Linked DNA regions of Homo sapiens: region 2 is linked to region 1. The links are chromatin contacts, found by Hi-C or POLR2A ChIA-PET in ENCODE. All regions are on one chromosome and are shown on one strand. The core of a region is the stretch at or near the end of the contact, and the rest is flanking DNA. Distances in the headings are between cores, read along the strand shown. Region 1 overlaps EBF1 (EBF transcription factor 1). Region 2 overlaps EBF1 (EBF transcription factor 1).

What was found. A loop is a pair of places that touch in the nucleus more often than their neighbours do. ChIA-PET counts read pairs that join two places held with the same protein, here RNA polymerase II (POLR2A). Pooled maps may share reads with other maps.
Region 2: a map of OCI-LY7 shows a loop between it and region 1 (2.9-fold over the local background). The contact joins two enhancer-like sites. A Hi-C loop is called at or near these places in 1 of 168 maps with a recorded cell type or tissue (OCI-LY7), 6 of 37 single-sample maps with no recorded cell type and 6 of 50 pooled maps. POLR2A ChIA-PET finds 5 or more read pairs at or near these places in 1 of 52 experiments (OCI-LY7).

What each region holds. Positions count from the first base shown.
Region 1 is chr5:159,009,678-159,016,000 of GRCh38, reverse strand. All of the region lies in intron 6 of EBF1 (EBF transcription factor 1), which reads left to right. Among named protein-coding and RNA genes, the nearest start is that of EBF1, 87 kb to the left of the region's middle. Within about 2 kb of position 4,805, at least 12 of the 41 ENCODE cell types and tissues checked have a DNase peak (open chromatin) inside an H3K27ac peak, as active enhancers do; they include OCI-LY7, where a contact is called at or near this core.
Region 2 is chr5:158,810,218-158,817,002 of GRCh38, reverse strand. All of the region lies in intron 8 of EBF1 (EBF transcription factor 1), which reads left to right. Among named protein-coding and RNA genes, the nearest start is that of EBF1, 290 kb to the left of the region's middle. Within about 2 kb of position 4,487, at least 9 of the 41 ENCODE cell types and tissues checked have a DNase peak (open chromatin) inside an H3K27ac peak, as active enhancers do; they include OCI-LY7, where a contact is called at or near this core.

The DNA.
Region 1 (6,323 bases), core at 3,556-6,055:
ATATGGGCATATGGATTTTCCTTTTGTTCCTTTCTTTGGTCCAGCTCAGTGGTGCTCAAATTTTAGTAGGCTGTAAACACAAATCCACATGTGTGGTGTTTTATGGGTAATCTAAGTGATTTTCAAGGGTAGTTTTGACTACACGTGATTTTTGCTTTTCAGGCTAAGTCTAGGACCCGACTTTGTGGCTAAATGGAACTCGTTTAAATGTGTACAAGTTCTTAGAGCACAACTCCAGGTGGTTGGACACAAAGATGCGGACCGTATAGCCACTGTCCCCAGTGCTTACAGAATAATGTGTGTTCTTCATGTGGGCTTTGGTGGGATGGGGAGAAAACCCACTGAAGTTTAAATAGTCTCAGTGTTCCTGAAGTTAAGGAGCAGAGGTCTGGCCTGGCATGGGGAGGCATTCTTTGGAAATGGAGGTGGCAGCAGACAGGCATCCTGAAGAGAACAGCCCGGCCCAAGACAACTTCCCAGCCTGAGGTTCAGGTCCTCCAGGTATTTGGCTTCACTTCAGCCACGCTCACCTTATCTCTAGAAGTTGCTTCAAGATCAGCTCCAAGCTGAGTTCCTGCAGCTTCCAAGAGTGTCAGTTATGAGGCCCTCAACCTTAAGTATAGCTGGATGTTGGAGCTTCCTGGTTGTTGCAGGGAATACAGTGAAATTCATCCATTTAGTGGGAGTTCACCATGAGTTCTGTTGTGCGAGGAACTTAGTGGCAGTAGCTGACATTGAGGGTTTATGATATGCCAGGGACTGTGCTACATATTAAAGTTACATCCTATTACATTTAATTCATGCAATACTCTGAGGTAGGTTTTACTCATCCTCTTTCACGGATTAGAAAATTGAGAGAGATTAAATCATTTGCTCAGTGTTCCATGCCTTTCTTTAGGTGACTGCATCAGCCATAGTTAGATTCGGCTGCAAGTGAGGGAGCCTCTGGCCCTACCCAAAACAAAACAAGAGTGGCCTAAATAAGGCAGAAGTTTATTACTCTCACATAAATTAAGCCTGGAAGTAAGCAGCCTAGACCTGAGGTGGAAGCTCTTTCCCCCAAAGCCCTCCAGCCAGGTTCCCTCTAGCATATTCTTCTGCCATCCCTAGAGGGTGGTCTCATCCCTGTTCTCCAAGATGGAGCTGTAGCCATTACAGCAATATTCCTAGCAGCAGAATGGAGGAAGGAAAGGGGCAGGGCAGACCCTTCCTCTTAATGATACGGCTTGCATATTACAGATAGCACCCTGCTTTCATCTCATTGGCCAGGAATTGGTCACATGGTTACCTAGCTTTAAGGAAGTTTGAGAAATACAGTTTTTATTATGGGCAGCCATGTACTCAAATAAACATTGAGGATGTTATAACTTCATATGAAAGAGCAAAGAGATATTTGGGGTCAGCAATAGACCTTGTCACCATAGTGACTTTGGGCAAGTCACTTAGATTCCTCTTGCTTTTTCATCTATAAAATGAAAATGATGATTACTTGTTCTCACTTGTGCCTCATAACACTCCTGGAGTTAGGATAACTCTAGTTAGGGGTGTCATGAGGAGTAAGTGAGACTTTGGAAAGCATTTAGCATAATGTCCTATAGTTGGCATCATTTAAAACATAGCTCTTTTTAATTAAAACATGGCAAAGCCTTCCGTATTTCTGTTAATTTTGGGGACATGGTAACATAGTCACTAGAGAAACATGCTTGCTTTCTATATTTTCTCCTTCGTGATCTGTTTTCACTATTAAATAATACTTTGGAATCTTCTGCCTGCCATGTAACTTTAGTTTAATATCTATTTTTCTGTCAGGCTGAGGTGGTAAGATTCACTGATCATGAAATTTTAAAAGTTTGAAGAAGAAATAATAAAAGATAATGTTGACTTTCTTTCTCTTTCTGTTGATACTCTCACAGATGGTTCCTTTCTCTGTAGAACTCAATTTTATGTTGTGTGCTTAGGAAGCCCAATGTTGATGTAACTATAATTTAAAATAATTTGGAACTTACCCTTTAAAGGAGTGGGCTAATTGGGAAATTTCACATCTGGATCTATATTTATATCTATCCAGGTTACCACTGTTTTAGATTGGCTTAGGAGAGAGGCATACTTTTTCAGCCAGAAGTTGGAACTCTTCTTTGGAGCGCTGAAAAGTGGTGTTAAAATTGAACACCTTTGCTTGGGAGGAGTGTGAGCTGGAAGGATAGGTGTGCATGGGACAGAGAGTGTTATGCCTTCAGTTTGGATCAGTCTCAAGGTGTTAGTACAGCCGATAGGGATGGGTGGGGGTGTTAAGCTAAAGTCCTTATTGGTTTCCCACTGGATGAACCCATCTGGATCAGTCTCCACTGCACCACCACAGGGCTCCAGTGGTCTGATCTTCTGCCTCACCAGCCTCAGCCTGGATCTCAGGCACAGCATTGTGGGCCCTCCAGCCTCATTCATGCTCCCTGTACCTTGGGGTCCTTCTGCAATTGGACCCCTCTACCTGGAGTGCCTTCCTTGCCTCTCTGCCTCTTCAAGTGTTCCTCGTCCTTCAGATGCTATTTCCAGGAAAGCCTCTCTGAGTTCCTGAGTTGTCAGGCTTCTTTGTTTTCACTCTTATAACACTGGGCCTGTGTCCTTCAGAGACATGCCTAGAGTCCTCTTAGGAGACTATTTGATTCATGCCTGCCTCCTTTAGTCTGTAAGCTCACTGAGGGCAGGGCCTGTGTCTGCTTTTGCTGACCTTCTTGTTCCCTGTGCTTGCCGTGGTGCTTCACAAATATCCGCAGAATAAACCAATTTGAAAATTCATATATTACTTATGGATCATCCTCTGGTAACTTAGAAGGGCTGCTCAAAAAGGACTTTAATATAAATATATATTTAAAGCTTAGCAGTTGCATGATGGGCACACTGGTTTGCCAGGGCTGCCATAACAAAGTACCACAGACCAGGTGGCCTAAACAGCAGAAATCTATTTCCTCACACTTCTAGAGGCCAGAGGTCTGAGATCAAAGTGCTGTTAGGGTTGGTTTCTTCTGAGGGCCTCTTTCCTTGGCTCGTAGACGCCGTCTTCTTCCAGTGCCTTTGCATGGTCTTCCCCTGGGCATGTCTGTGTTTTAATGTCTTCCTCTTATAAGGACACCAGTCATATTGGATTAAGGCCCACCCCAATGACCTTATTTAATTTTAATGACCTCTTTAAAGACCCTGTCTCCAAGGCTGGGTGCAGTGGCTTATGCTTATAATTCCAGCACTTTGGGTTGCCAAGTTGGGAGGATTGCCTGAGGCTAGGAGTTTGAGACCAACCTGGCCAACATGGCGAAACCCTTTCTCTACAAAACTCTACAAAAAAAAAGTACAAAAATTAGCAGAGCATAGTGGCTTGCCTGTAGTCCCAGCTACTCAGGAGGCTGAAGTGAGAGGATTGCTTGAGCCTGGGAGGTTGAGGATGCAGTGAGCTGAGATCTCACCACTGCACTCCATCCAGCCTGGGTGACAGAGTGAGACCCTGTCTAAAAAAAGAAAAAAAAAAAGACTCTCCAAATACAGTCACATTCTGAGGTACTGGGGGTTAGGACTTCAACATATGAATTTTGGAGTGGAATGGGACACAATTCAGCCCATGGCAGTGGCCATGATTAGACTCTTAACTAATATGGAAGCCAAATGTTCTTCAAATCACATGTCAGCATTTTCTTTTCTTTTCTTTTCTTTTTTCTTTTTTTTTTTTGAGACAGAGTCTGTCTCTGTTGCCAGGCGAGAATGCAGTGGCGCGATCTCAGCTCACTGCAATCTCCGCCTCCTGGGTTCAAGCCATTCTCCTGCCTCAGCCTCCCGAGTAGCTGGGATTACAGGCGCGTGCCACCACACCCAGCTAATTTATGTATTTTTAGTAGAGATGGGGTTTCACCATGTTGGCCAGGTTGGTCTTGAACTCTGGACCTTGTGATCCGCCTGCCTTGGCCTCCCAAAGTGCTGGGATTACAGGCGTGAGTCACTGCACCCGGCCACATGTCAGCATTTTCTAAGCAGAGACCAGGGTCATTGCAGTAAGGTCTCTCTTGGTTAGAGTGATGCAAAGCCAAGTGGCTTCCGAATGACACAGCAAGAAAGTCAAAGAAAAGGCTCCACAAAGGCTATGTGGGCCACATTAAAGCGCAAGATTTATTTTCATTATATTTTTTCTTAGCAGAACCCATCTTATCTGGTTAGACAGGCTTCTTTAGAACCAGATTTTGTTCTTTGTGACATTTGGAGTTAATATGAGGAAATGCTCTTTGTATTGCCCAGTATTGAAAATGTCAGTAAACAAACGCAGCAGTCAGAGAAGGGGGGGTTCTAACAAAAGACATTGTTTCTTGATGCAGGAGGTAACAAGAGTATTTAGAACAAAGGTTTTCTCAAAATAGGCTTTTTAGCAAACTTTGGAGCCCTGCTCTGGTACCCCACCCGCTTCCATTCTGCTGAAACAGCGATGTTGATGAAAATACTTATTATTTTAACCAGCCCCCCAAACTTACCAACACAAACACACTCTTAATTTCAGGGCTGACAGCAGGGCTGGGAAGGTCCTTATAGGATCGCAAAACAACTCGGGCAGTTGAGGGCTTCCGGCAGCCAGCTAACAAAAATATACTCTCAGAGGATGCAGCTCAGGGAGGCGTGGGACCTGCACAGCAGAGAGCCTGAAAGCTGGCCTTTCCGTTTTTTACAGAGCTTCACCCTTCACATCTGGCGGAGCTGTGACAATCAGTGTTAGACCATTTTAGAAATCAGATACCCTGGGTACCAGGAAGTTGATTTGCCTTCAACTTCCTTAAGAAAACACGCATTAATATTTAAGCTGGGTTTTCATAAAAGAAGCGTTGTGCTTGAGATGTGAAATAAAGTTAGGCGGCTGGGAAAACTCCTCCAGATACGGTGACCCTGATGCAATTCAAATCACACTCCAGATTTGAAAAGGAAAGGGAGCAGGGCTCACCCTCCCCGCAAAGTCTTTGTGGCATTTTGTATCTACTGTTTTATGGTGTGTGTCTATAATTTGCAAGGAACTGGACTTTAAGTTGTAACTTCCTTCTCTGTAAACAGAAGTTGGAGATTCACGAAGGTTACTTTCTTAAGTGATCCCAAAAAACACTGTTTATGATTTCCCCTTGGTATTGTTTCTTTGCAGCTTTTTTCAATTAAAGAGCCCTGTGGCGTACATCATCTCGTTACGGGGCTCATGGAGGCTCTTGCTGTACAGGTCCAGCCTTATGCGTTTCCCTGCCCTCCTTTGGATCTACTCCCTGTGGAGCTGACATTGAGATGGTGTCAGATAAATCAGGCAGGACAATTCTGATGGTGCCATCTTGAATGTAGTGTGACTTTAGTATGTCTCTAAAAGAGTTGTGGAGACAAATACAGTTCTTAAAGGGCGAAAGAGCTTTTTCAAAGATCAGTATAAATGGTTTACTTTAAAAATAAACATTTTAAATCACTTTGATCTTAGCTGTCCAAAAGATGCAAACTAGTCATGCTTCTGGGGGGGAGTATTTTCCGGGGTTTTAAACCTAGCATAGACCATTTCCTCTTTGTTTGCAAAAAGATAAATAATTTTTGGAACAATAGAACACAGAAGAAGCAATTGTGTAAATAGTGGACAGGTAATATACTGAAGGTGTTGCAAGAGCAGAAATTGGTTTTGCATTTGCCCATAGAGCTTTTGGTAACCTCTGTAGGTAAGGTTATTTATCCAGATCAGAATTCTGCAAACTACATTCCTCTGTCTGTGTCTGTCCACCCTCCTACTCATCTCCATCTCATCTGCGAGGATATCGTGACTTTTTTTGGTCAGATACCTTATTGAAAATTTGCCCATGACTTAGCATAACTTCTGTCTTTTGTTTCAATAATTAGACTTTACTCTTTCGGGCTGTATACTTTCATGCTCACCTGGCATCATCATTCAAATATGATTTCAGCATTAGCTTAGTACTTAAGTGTCAAGCCTGTATTTGGTATTTTGGTACAATGGTTAATATTTTGAGGATTGCCTGAATTTTAGATTTTGAGTAAGTCATACATAATTGCAAAGGGAGTAAGTTCTGATGCACTTTCAAAATCTAACCACAAATTATGCAGAGATAAAATGAAATAATTTTGAGGTTTTCCACGTTTCTTTTGCATGAAAAAACAAGTGTCAGCTATGCTAATATCACGTACTATATCATCTTTAATTTATTTTTGCTTTTTTTTTTTTTTTGAGATGGGGTCTTGCTCTCTTGCCCAGGCTGGAGTGCAGATCTCAGCTCACTGCAGCCTGGACTTCCTTGGCTCAAGGGACTCTCCTGCCTCAG
Region 2 (6,785 bases), core at 3,238-5,737, 200 kb after region 1:
CATGGGCTCCTCAGATCCGGTGAAAGCCCAGGGCAAGTTTGCTCAGACCTACTTATAACTTTGCTCTTCGCTGCTGGACTTTGGAAACTCACCAGGGAGTTGGCTGTGCTTTGGAGCTGTCCCCCTAATTACTCCTTATTGTATCAATAGGGCATGTGTTCTTCATAGAAAGTCAAACATTTTAAGAGTCCTTTCTCCTCTTTTTTTTTCAGATGGCTTCGTATTATTGATTTAGTTTTTCGTAAGTGGCTTAGAAAGAGTGTACCTTTTGGCATCTTTTTAAATTTGTGGAGACCCTCACCTTTTCATGGTCTTTAGAGTAGAGGACTGCTGCATTATTTGACCCATTAAAATGTATATTACCCCACCAAAACTTAGTGAGTGAAAATAAACTAAAACAACAGAGAAAAATATACCCTCCCAAATTTCTCTCTCCCCTCCCACCAGGGGCAATGCCTGAGCCACAGCTCACACTGAGTGAAGTCAGTGAAGGATGGAAGGTCATTTCTTTCACTCTTCCTCATTTTACAGAGACCCAGAGAGGGGATATAATCTGCTCAAGCTTAAACATAGCTTGTTTCTCTCAAAATCCATTCAGCACTCTTTGTACTTGTCCATGTGCATTTCAGGGTTTGCATAGTTTCCTGGTCACTGGATAAACATGCCAGAGGATTTGGGGTCCACCCCAATGCCTATCCATTTCATATTGGCCTAGCCTTGCCTCCAGTCTTTCTGGGATTCCCAGGATGCTGAGAAGAATGTCTGTAAAATAAATCCAGCTTCCTGACAGAAATGTACATTCAAGGGCAGATGATGGATGATGCATAGCTTCCCACATAGCCAACAGCCCTTCTGTGGCTAGTTTTGATGCAGAATCCCAGCCAAGCCCACTAAGGCAAGATCATCTTGGTGAAGGGCCCAGGCTAAGTAGAAAAATATTGGTGTCATCTTTTGTGACTGAGGGTGGCATGTTACAATTTACCAATTGATTTCCCTATTTGAGAAAAGAAGACAGGTGTAAGAGCAAAACATTAGGGCTAAGAATATCCAGCTGTGTCATAAAATAGAGCACTGAGACCCCAGATTTTCAGGTATCAAATCAGGGCTTTTACTTTGTGCAGTTGAGAAGATGCCTTTTGTCTTTCCTTGAAATAGAAAGGATGTGGTAAGTGGTCAAGATAATGCACAACGATGTGAGTGAAGACTGATTTCCAGTGTATTCCCTGAGTAATTCATAAAGCAGGTAACACCGGAAATCCTAACACTGGGGATATGGTAGCCAGCAGGATCTCAGCATCAGACAGACTGAAGGGTTCATGAGCAGGTGATCTATGTTCTGCTCATTTGACCATGGCACCACCAATAGCACTGATAACAAATGAGAAATAGTGCTCAGACTTTTTTGCCATACTTGACAGTAACCAGGCCAGGTAATAATATTTATTACTCTATTATTATTTACTACCACTATTGTTGTTTTTTTAAACTATTAGCATTTATGGATCATTTACTATATATGCCAGCACCATGCTAACTATTTTACTTATCATCTCATCAAGTCTTCCAACAAATCTCATGATATATAATAATTATTATCACCATTTTACAGATGAGAAAACTGAGGTTTAGAAAGAATCAATAACTTACTCAAAGCTGCAGAACTAATTAGAATTGGACCTGGAATTTGACCTTAGGTCTGCCTAATAACAGTGCTAAGAATAATAACAATAAACATTCCCTGAGCCCTACTATGACAGGCACAGAGTGCTATAAGTACCCTGTTGTAAAGAGGAGAAAACCAAGGCTAAAGAGAGGGTCAATAACTAGCCTAAAGTCACACAGCAATTAAGTAGTAGACCCAGGGTTCAAATCCAGGAAGCTTGATGCTGAAGTCTGCACTCTAATCTACTGCTCTGTTACATTACAGTATGAGAAATTCCTTCCATCTCCTATCCTATTGTTCTTATTTTTTTCTTAACACAAGCAAGGCAATTGTGCTGGTATCTTCAACAGACTTTTCAAAAGTTAGCCCAGAGCATATCTTTTTAAAAAATGGGGCACATCATGTATATTTACTTTATAGTTGATTTTCCTTCAGAAACCTGAAGGAAATTTTTCCCATGGCTGGGACACATTCTGCTAGTTGAATTTTAAAAAATGCTGATTTTATTCGATGACTAGTATATTTTCTGTGGGGCTGGCAAGATAATAAGGATGCTGGTAATATTTTATTTATTTGCAAGAATGTCCTAACTCATCTCCCTAGAAATCATTTGTTGACCATATGGGCTCTCTGGCACGTGTACAAGGTGTGGAGGAAGGAGTCCATGAGAAAATGATGAGATGATGAGTTAAACAACCGTTAGGATACTGAAGAGTTTGTAAACCTCATGCTAGAAATAACATGGGAAACCGATTTGGATATAGGGAGGCTAGTTTCTTATATGAATTTCTTGACAAACCTGTAAACTGTGGGAAATTTCCAGTATTTGGTTGGTTGAGCTAATAAATGAGTGAGTCACACCTTACTAATTTTAATAAGCACAAAGTGTGGTGTGTTGTGTGTTGTAGGGGAGATTTGGGGAGGAAAGATTGTTGCTTTCTACTTATATTTTGGCCAGAAATGACAGGACTTTATGTAAAAACTTTTTTTTTAATGAGACAGGGCCTTGCTCTGTTGCCCAGGCTATGAAGTGCAGTGGTGCAATCATAGCTCACTTTAGCCTCAAACTCCTGCACTCAAGCTATCCTCTCACCTCAGCTTCCCAAGTAGCTGGGACTACAGGTGCACTCCATCACATCAGGCTAATTATTTTGATTTTGTAGAGACAGGGTTCCTATGTTGCTCAGGCTGGTCTTCAATGCCCGGGCTTAAGCAATTACATCCCCTTGGTCTCCCAAAGTGCTGGCATTACAGGTATGAGCCAGCCTGGTCAGAACTTTTTTAAGCCTAATTTTTTTTGTCTTATATTTGGTTACAAAAGCATCATAATTCCAATTGCATTGATTTGCCTAATTGATTGTTTCAAACCAAGCTGTCTCTATACTTATCTGTCACAGGAGCTCCCCTCACTTGAGAATTTCAGAGGCTTCAAATGATGTTTATGGGCAAGTGGAAGCTTTGATGTGCTGTTCATAAACCCTTCTTAAGATGAGATATTTAGAAGCAGTGGCCAGGGGTTGATTTTGAAATATTTTTGTTTGACCATTTTCAGTTATATGTGCAGAAATAAATTAAAACCAAGCTCTGCCACTACCTTACTACATGACTTTGAGTATGTACTTTGATTTCTCTGGGCCTCTGTTTCCTCATCAATTAAGGTGGGTCTTGGAAGAGCCCTTCAAGCTCTGATGATTTGTTTTTTGAACCCAGCTAATTCTGTGAGAGGTTCTTTTATGTCTTGAGGGGCTACACACCTGCAGCCTTGGAAAAGTGGCTACCAAAATGCCCAGGTGAAAGGATCCAATTTCCCTCCACCTTGGCCATCTCTGCAGGAGGTTAACAGTTGGTTCTAGGAGGCCTGGAAAAGCCATAGAAATGTGGCATACATAGCCATTGTGCCTTAGGTAGCTCTCACCCTGCATTCTTCTCCCTGGATTTCTTCAGCTGGGAAGGTGTTGTGTACAAGCGGCTTGATAGTTTGCAGTGAGCTTTCAGACCACTATTTCCCATGCAGTAGGTGAGATAATTTTAGAAAATGGAGGATAAACATTTAAACATTTTTAATGGTTGTGTGTTTATGTTAATGCGTAAACAAAACAATAACTCCAACTTCAAAATCATGATCTCACAGCTATTATTGCTTAGGGCAAGACTAAAGTTAAAGAAAAAGTTGATCTAAACAAACATAGCAGCTAAATACTATTAAGTAAATAATAGTGTAAGTGGTACAGGGATAGAGGAAAATCAGGACTGAAGTTTGGGAAATGCTGTTAGAGAGGGCTGTAAGGGTTGGGGGAAGTAATAATTCTTTCAAGTCACCAGGAAACAGTGTAGGACCCTGGGAAACATTCTTTTTTTGAGTCAAATCATTTTTAAAAGAAAGTCCTTTAGGCTCAGTTTACTGTTAGAATAGACTTAAATATCCTAACAGGATTTTAAAAAATAAAACTCCCAAGCTGCTGTTTTTTTATTTTTAAACAAGTAGGGTCTGCATGTCAGAGAGCAGAAATTAGTTTGGAAAGAGGACTTGCATCAGGAGAGAAAATCAGCCAGGGTCCACCCAGGCAGCGCATTATGATAATACATACGGAACCAGCTGGACACTGAGCAAGGCTGACATTGTGTTGTCAAGGGCAGGATCGCCCATCAATTTCTGAGATAGAATTTGAGTTCAGATGACAGAAAGAGCAGCAACTGTGTTGAAACTGATGCATGGGGGAGGGGCAGGCAGGCAGGAACCACCGGGTCTAAAGGCAGGAAGTCCTGGTACCTCCGGAAGGGGGTGGCTCTGTTTTCTCATCTGGCTGCTACCCTTCCTTCTAACCTTAACATCTGTCAGCAAGATCCACCTGGGTCCTTGCATGATTAGAGCCCACTAAAGGGGGAGCTTACTGGTGCTAATTTTAACCCCCAAGAGAATAGAGTGCCTGCTGCTGAAATGGGGGCTAGGTCGACCCAGGAAATGGGACTCCACGTAGCCACCAGTTGTCAACCTAAGAAGCCCATTGTGGGTGTAGTGGCAATTGTTAATAACTTTTGGAAGAATTCTTAACTTTTCAGCTACTCTGTTTAGTTCCTTAACATCTTAATAACACCAGTGATTCCTCTTTAGTTCATTTGCTTATTCATTCAATCATTCATCTATTTAACACTAACACATGTTTATTGACTGACTGCCAATTATATCAGACAATAGGGCTACAGAGGTGATAAGGCAGGGACAGTTGTTAGCATTATGACGTAGACTGTCACATGAGTGTAAGTATTTATGTGCCGATATTAGACAAATAATGGCACACGGAATGATTTAAACTGCAATGATGGTTAAGTGCTATAAGGTACAAATACAGACTCCTAAGAGAGCTTAGAACTGGGGGACTCAGCCAAGTCTGAAGAATCAGGGAAACTTTTAAAATTTTCAATGAGAATGAACAGGAGAGGGGAACACATATTCAAAATTCCACGTGGGGATAAAACATTAGAAGCTGTAGGGAGGGCAAATAGGGAAGGTAGGTTAGGTCTGAGATCCATTTTTGAGAAACTAAACTTGGAAAATTTCCATAGGTTGTTTACTCTTTGACTTTGAGATGTGGTTCCATTGCAGTTTCTTAATCATGAGCTAACAGAACTCAGTGTCCATAAAATGGTAGCATTTAGAGCAGTGTTTTGGGTGATCATGGCCTTACTGTTACGATAGCGGTTGTTAAGTACTTTCTCTGCATCAAGTTCAGTGCTGAGCACTTTGTATGATCTCTTTTAATGCTCTTAACAGCCATGGGAGGGCACTAGTATTATTAGTTTTACTAAACACATTTGGGAAACTGAGGCCATCCTTTAAGGATTTGGTCGTGGCCAAAGTTAGGTTTTTATCTGCAGCTTTTGAATCTCCAAGTAGTTGACACAGGGGTCCTCACCACTGTTTTTTCTTATTGTTTAGTCAGTGCTAACCTCCCCTCCACATTGGACTTCAGACGTGGAGAGAAATTCTCCTGCTATTTGAGCATGTAATATAATACTTGCTTCAATTGAAACAAATTGACGACATTACTCAAAGGCAAATTGAAAAGCCAGATCTATGCTAAATCCCAAGGGTAAGTTAGTTGGCATGTGCAGTGATATATGGGAAGGTGCTTTTCTGGGTTAAGATAAAAAGTCCTGGTATCACGTCACACTATCAGGCACCCCATCTCAAACTCCCTGTGCCAGCCCTGCAACTTGAAATACTCAGTGGACAGAAATGATACTTTATAGAAATTAGGTGGTCATCATTGTTATCAGATGAATATGATGCCATCAGCATGATTTTAGCATCCTCAAAAAAAAGAGATTTACCTGGAGGGACACAAGAGAAAATCTGAAGCATGGATTGCAGGATTGTGGCTTTTCTGCCGGCCTGCCGTGGGCAAGTCGGCTGGGAGATGACCTAGTAATTAAAATCCTGCTTAAACGTATGCTGCTGGTCAGTTATAACAGAAGCACTAACATGGGCAACCAGAGAAAGATAAGAAAAGCGAAACACAAAAGTAACACTCTTGAGCCCACAGGGTGCAGAAATAGATCTGAATGGACTGAGTGCATATCTGAACGCTAAGCATGAAAGCAGAACCCAAGTACTAATATATTTTTATCCCAATCTGTGAAATTAATCAATATTTTATATGCGAACATATGCTCCTGTGTTGCTGGCTTATTTAATTGACAGTTGCAATCAGCAGGATACCAGTTGTTCAAACCCACATTTTTCATCCACAGTTCTGGGGAGAAATGCAGCAGGGGACCCAGGGAACAGGGACACAGACAGTGTCAGATTTGAGGCCTCTTCTCAACCCTTCAGTTTCTTTCATCGTCCTTGGGGCAAAGTAATAAAAATTTCAAGATAGTGCAAATGTTGAATATGAACAGAGAGCAATGTACTTGGGCTACTATTTAGAAGAATGATAATTAAAATGAACGTAGTTGGTACAAATTGAGATCTTTAATTCTTCATTGTTTTTTATCTGTTTCTCTTTTGAACATAGCTGGAGAAGCCAACAGATACTGAGCACCTACTATGTGCTGGGCCTGAGGCAAATGCTGTTGGGTGTATTATCCGTGGGCTGGTGGGTGAGGGGGATATATCCCA